Linked DNA regions of Homo sapiens: region 1 is linked to region 2. A link is a contact called in ENCODE Hi-C or POLR2A ChIA-PET data. All regions are on one chromosome and are shown on one strand. Each heading gives the region's core, a stretch centred on a gene start or an enhancer-like site at or near the end of the contact. The rest is flanking DNA. Distances are from core to core; before and after follow the strand shown.

Evidence for each region. A loop is a pair of places that touch in the nucleus more often than their neighbours do. ChIA-PET counts read pairs that join two places held with the same protein, here RNA polymerase II (POLR2A). Pooled maps may share reads with other maps.
Region 1: a map of ovary shows a loop between it and region 2 (4-fold over the local background). The contact joins the promoter of C4orf36 here to the enhancer-like site in region 2. A Hi-C loop is called at or near these places in 5 of 168 maps with a recorded cell type or tissue (IMR-90, MCF 10A, heart left ventricle and 2 more), 1 of 37 single-sample maps with no recorded cell type and 6 of 50 pooled maps. POLR2A ChIA-PET finds 5 or more read pairs at or near these places in 3 of 52 experiments (BJ, GM12878 and MCF 10A).

What each region holds. Positions count from the first base shown.
Region 1 is chr4:86,891,155-86,893,923 of GRCh38, forward strand. It overlaps C4orf36 (chromosome 4 open reading frame 36), which reads right to left and starts at 1,268. Exons shown (of 5, transcript NM_144645.4): 1 at 1,029-1,268; 2 at 302-439. The coding sequence starts at 366. RefSeq lists silencers at 680-739, 950-1,489 and an enhancer at 1,010-1,665.
Region 2 is chr4:86,815,355-86,818,174 of GRCh38, forward strand. No RefSeq gene overlaps it. Among named protein-coding and RNA genes, the nearest start is that of SLC10A6, 33 kb to the right of the region's middle. Within about 2 kb of position 1,271, at least 5 of the 41 ENCODE cell types and tissues checked have a DNase peak (open chromatin) inside an H3K27ac peak, as active enhancers do; they include heart right ventricle and ovary, where a contact is called at or near this core.

The DNA.
Region 1 (2,769 bases), core at 18-2,517, 76 kb after region 2:
AGACTCCGAGTCTAGCCTTTGCATTTCCTTACTACAGGACTGTGACTTTGATCAAACTTCTCTGAACCTCAGTTTTCTCACTTGAAAGTGTTGTGTTGTAAAGACCAAGTAAGATAATTAACTTATAAAAGCAGTTGCCAAAAAAAAAAAAAAAAAAAATCAGATCCCAGACACCTCAAAATACTTCACATAGCCCAGTATCTCATGGGGAGCACAGAGTGTCCAGTCCTTTTATTTAACAAAGACACTCCCCACCGCAGTCAATGCTTACCCTGATTTAAAAAAAAAAAATAGTACTTACACATTATAACAACTGCCCCGCAAAATGGTTTTCACTGTGTTCTTTCTTGGCACTCCATACGCCATGGTGAGTTATTACGGTATGATTTCGTTACATAGGTGCCTGATGGAATGTCACAGATAACTCTGTTCACTTTACCTGAAATGATGGCAACGCACCTAATTAATGCCTCTCACGTGAATATTTTGTAGCCAAATAATAGAAAAAAATTCTGAATGTCAGAAAGTCCTTAATAAGTGTTCATTGAACTGGAACCCCAAGTGTAAAACCGTGTTCTCTTTCATTTTTCCATGAACTCATTTTTTCATTTTTTGCCACCGAATAAGGAGAAAATGCCAGGTAAGTTTCGTCATCCTGAGACAAAGTTTCGGTGTCGCACTCTCTGCCCTTGCCTGAGCCTGCCAAACCAGCTCCAACACCGCTGCGCCAAAATGTGTCTGATCGTGGCAGTGCTGAGCGACCAAAGGCTCTGCCTGCACAGGAACCACCCGCCCCGGCCCGGGCACTTTGAGCAGAGCAATCCTTCCCAGGTTTTCCCTCATTCAAAACACTCAGCACCACTCCCGCGTCCCCGCCCTTGCACGCCGATTCGGGGCGAGTCCCCTACCCTTCCCCGGACGGACGCGCAGGGCCCGGGAGGAACTGGTTCCCGGGACGGGTGGGGGCCTCGGCCGCCCACAGAGCCCGCGGAGAAGGGAACGGCCTCAGCCTCGGCTCCTTCCCACACCTGGGCCCCACCCTGCCTCCGACTCGCCAGGAATGCGCTGTGTGCGCGGGGCTTCCAGGGTGGCGGGTCCCCGCGAGCCGGCGCCGGCGGCCTGGTTACCCGGGCTCCAGGGGCTCGGAGGGTCGCGGCCGGGGTACTGAGGTAAGAGCGCGCTGCGCTAAGCGCACATGGCCGCGCACACGCCTCGGGGCCGCGCCGCAGGCACACGCCTCCTTCCCGCTCGCCGCGGGCGCCGAGTCTGGGGCTCCTCGCGTCACACGGGAGCCTCAACAAAGGGCTTTGTGGGGCCCTCCCCACCCGCCAGGGAGGGGACGCCGGGCCCGGGAGACGCGCCCCGCGGGGTCCGCTCTCTGGTAACCGGGCCGGGGCAGGCCGCGCTCTCGGAATCCAGCCAACCAGCCAGAGAGGGCTGTAAGCCAGACCTTTCCTGGGAAGGACGCTTTCCAATGTAGGGGGCTGCATCCAAGCGATCTGGACTTCGTTTGCGGGCGCCATTTAAAGAAATGTACCCAGTCCTGGCTGCTGACATCTGGGGAACCGAAGCCCTGTTGCCAGCGTTCTCACACTGCAGTGGGTGAAGGCAGTGAGCTCAAAGCCCACGTGTGATATTTTAGGTGTTCGTGTTCAGAGCAAGACAGCATCAATTTCTAAAGCCGTTATTACGCTGTGGTGATTTCGTATTTCTTCATTTGAATACATCAGATGGCCACCCCTTACGGTCAAATGAAACGAGCTTACATTTCCATTTTGAGTGAGGGTTTTGATGTCAGAACTGGTTTGGAATTCTAGCTCTGCCACTTAAGATTTAACCTTAAGATTTCGCATGTCACTGCTCTAAGCATCAATTTCTTCATCTATAAAACAAGGATAATGCTCTATGTCTTAGAGGGTTGTTCTGAGGATGAAAGATCCTGCCCTGAGATTCTCCGCCACGTGATAAATGCCTAATTGATTGTGAGCCTAAAAACAACTTTATGAAATAGGTAAGAGCGATACTACTCATTTCAATTGTGGAGCCGACGAATGAGTTCAGGGTGGTTAAAGGGCTGCCCAGAGTCACATGGCAAGTTCCAAAGCCAACTTTTAAAGATAAACACAGATGGGCCAGGCACGGTGGATGGGCCGGGCGCGTGTCTCACGCCTGTAATCCCAGCAATTTGGGAGGCCGAGAGGGGCAGATCACGAGGTCAAGGGGTTCGAGACCAGCCTGGCCAACCGACATGGTGAAACCCTGTCTCTACTAAAATGCAAAAATTAGCTGGGCGAGGTGGCGCGCGCCTGTCGTCCCAGCTATTCAGGAGGCTCAGACAGGAGAATTGCTTGAACCCGGGAGGCAGAGGTTGCAGTGAGCCGAGATGGCGCCACTGCATTCCAGCCTGGGCAACAGAGACTCCATCTCAAAAAAAAAAAAAAGATAAAACACAGTAACCTTTCCATCTGACAAGCAACTTCTGATCCTTCTGATTAGAGTAGGCTCGCAGGGCTGACCCATCTTTCAAAGGTGCTTTTGTGCCTCCCAGAAACTGGAAGGTGAGGACTGTCACTCGCTCTTCAGCATTTCTGCTCTACCACCAATGAAAAGTGAGCACCGAGGAGTGACAGTGGGTGTTTTCTTTCCACAAAGAATGTTGAAACCCTCAATGGACTGTGAGACCAGTGTACTACAGATTTTGGCCTGAATTTTTATTTATTTATTTATTTATTTATTTATTTATTTATTTATTTATTTATTGAGATGGAG
Region 2 (2,820 bases), core at 21-2,520:
GGCTTAACAGTAGCTCAGAAATTCAGTCTTTCTTCCTTCTACCTCTTTGTGAATGTTGCCCACTTATTGAGCCCAATTTATATATAAATCAGAATATTTTCAAGTCCTAGCCACAGTACTCAACTGACCAAGGGCTAATCAAAGAAAACATATCAAACTACCTGGGGGGCGGGGGTATATTTGGTTCTGCAAACAGGAAGGAAAAGAGATTGACTTCAAAGCTGCTTTAGCTTAATGGTTCTCTGTTCTCAGTACTAAATTCATTTCACTAAATTCTAATTCTAACAGTATTTCTCCATTCAGCCACGACACTGTAACTGGATGGATGTTCTTGACCATGAGTTGTCCAGGTTCTTGGCATGTTGAACAAAGAATTGAACAAAATGCTCAGACAAAGCAGTGGAAGATTAAAGCATAGATGTTTTGAAGTGAAAGTACACTCCACAGAGTGGAAGTGGGCTTGAGCACATGGCTCAAGAGCCCTGATTATAATGTTCCTGGGCTTTTATTGAATTACAAGAGCATGGTAACACCCCTAAGTACCCTTTAGAGGCCTCTGATAGGTTACACCCTACACAAATGAAGAATTCAGCCCAGGACCAATCAGAGGCAGGATTCTGCCCAGAACCAATCAGAGGCATCCTGCCTGTGATGTATAAGCAAATGAAAGTTTCAGAATGGACCAATTACAGACATACCCATTTGTGACATAGGGGAGGGGAGGTTCAGAGAGGCATGGGCATTTGGCCCCTCATTACTTGGTCCTGGAAAGGTGGGGTTTTCCTCTTAGTCCAATTACAAGAAGGCCTTGGGCTTCCTGTCTCTAGACTCTTTTCTGCCTCAACACCATTCTAAGACCCAGGAAATTGCTTGGCTCATCCTCATAAGACTGCACCAGTTCTGAGCTAGTTGACTTGAATTTCCAAACTTAAGTGCAGCAATTTGCTGGGACCTATTCCCGAGAATCTGGGGCTATTTGAAGGCAGAAGACAGTATCAATAAACATAAAGCCCCACAGTAACTAGCTAAAGCCCCAGCAGATAAGAGGCTTGGGTCCTACCTCAGAATTGGCTCTGAATATGGCAAGAGAAGCTTTACCATTCCCACTTCAATCAGAAGAGTATTATAGATTGGGTTGTAGCCGGAGATTTCATTTGAAAAAAAGGTTTCTATTGCTTTAAATGACATTTGGAAATCTCTTTTCTGAAAGAGTTGGAATCATGAGGCCTTGTTTTCCTGCACTGGCATGTGAAACTAGGCCAGCAGAGCGCTGGGGGCCAGTACAGCTGGAGGTGATTAGCTCGCATCTGAAGTCAACATAGATGGGAGAGGGTGGAGCTGGAGGTTGCTTTTTCTGGAACGAATGTCACTAGGAAATGGAATGGGGGGAAGAAAATGCAGATTTAGCTTTATGACCTATGAATGGAAACTTCATGATGGTAAATATGTTACTGCCCTCAGCTGGGATCTGGCTGCACCAGCATGGAATGGTATGAGCCACTTGCAAGGGCCAGTCTGGTTAGAAAGCAAGGTGAGGCCACGCAGCTGGGGTGGCACATGGAAACACTCATCTCAAATTAATGAATAAGTACAATTCAGCTCTTAACACAGCTTGTATTAGCTAAGTGCTAGAAAATATAAACTGAAGATATGGAATGGCTTAAACGTAATAGTTTATTTCTAGTTTATCTAACAGTTCTGGAAAAGTGAACAGCTTGGCAATCAGATCTACTTGGCTCAGTTTTTAGCCCGGGCTGATGAAAGTACTGTAATCAACACATAGCTTCCAAGGTTGAGAATCGCCTCCATTCCCCACGAAGGATTGCCTATGGAGAGGTTTTACGAGCCAGGCTTACATGCAAAACACATTGCTGTCACTCATTCCATCAGCAAGAACTGGCCAAATGATTGCCAGTGACAACTCTATGCTATAGAAGGGGAAGCACATATTGTAGTAGAATATATTTACAAAACTGAACTCGTTATTATTCTAAAAGATTGAGTATCTTAGTGTAGTCCTGAGCATTGCAGAATTAGAAACAATTTTATCCCAAAATCAAAACTTCAGTGCATGTCATTAGTAGAGATAATTCTGAATTATTATGGCAAACAGGAAATAAACAGCTGTTGAGAAAAGATTCTTTTACATCAGTGGTCCCAGATAGCCTGCCAGATTTTTTGGTTTAAAAAGGACTAGTTATCTATATGTAATGTGATAATCCAATAAATTTAAAAAACAGCTTAATACACCTATCTTCCAGATACAGACACCTTGATAATGATAGGCTTTCCATTTTACATAATTCAGAAATATTCATAATTCAGAAACATTGTAATGGTAGAGATAAATGTAATAAATTATAGGCTGACCTGCATAATATTTTAAAGCCAATCGAAACTTTACTGTATCAATTTGGGATTATATTTGACTGCAAGTAAGCAAAAGCAACCAAACAGGCCTACAAGTTGTAAATCAATAAGTATGTGAGACATGTCTCAATTTAGAAGTTTATTTTGCCAAGGTGAAGGACATGCCTGGAAGAAATGACATGGAATCACAGAAATAGTCTGTGGTCTGTGCCTTTCTCCAAAGATGAATTTGAGGGTTTCAATATTTAAAGGAGAAAAGTGAGCTGGAGGGGAAAGAAGAGGGGTATGGTCACATCACTGAACCCACATGTTGCAGGAGAAAAGGAGCAGATAGGGAAATAGTTATGTATTTATCTTGCACTCAGCACATAGATAAGGTGAACGTAGAGTAACTACCTGTGGAGATATTTAACCTTTTATCTGTAGCTATCTGCTTAGGAACAAAAGGAA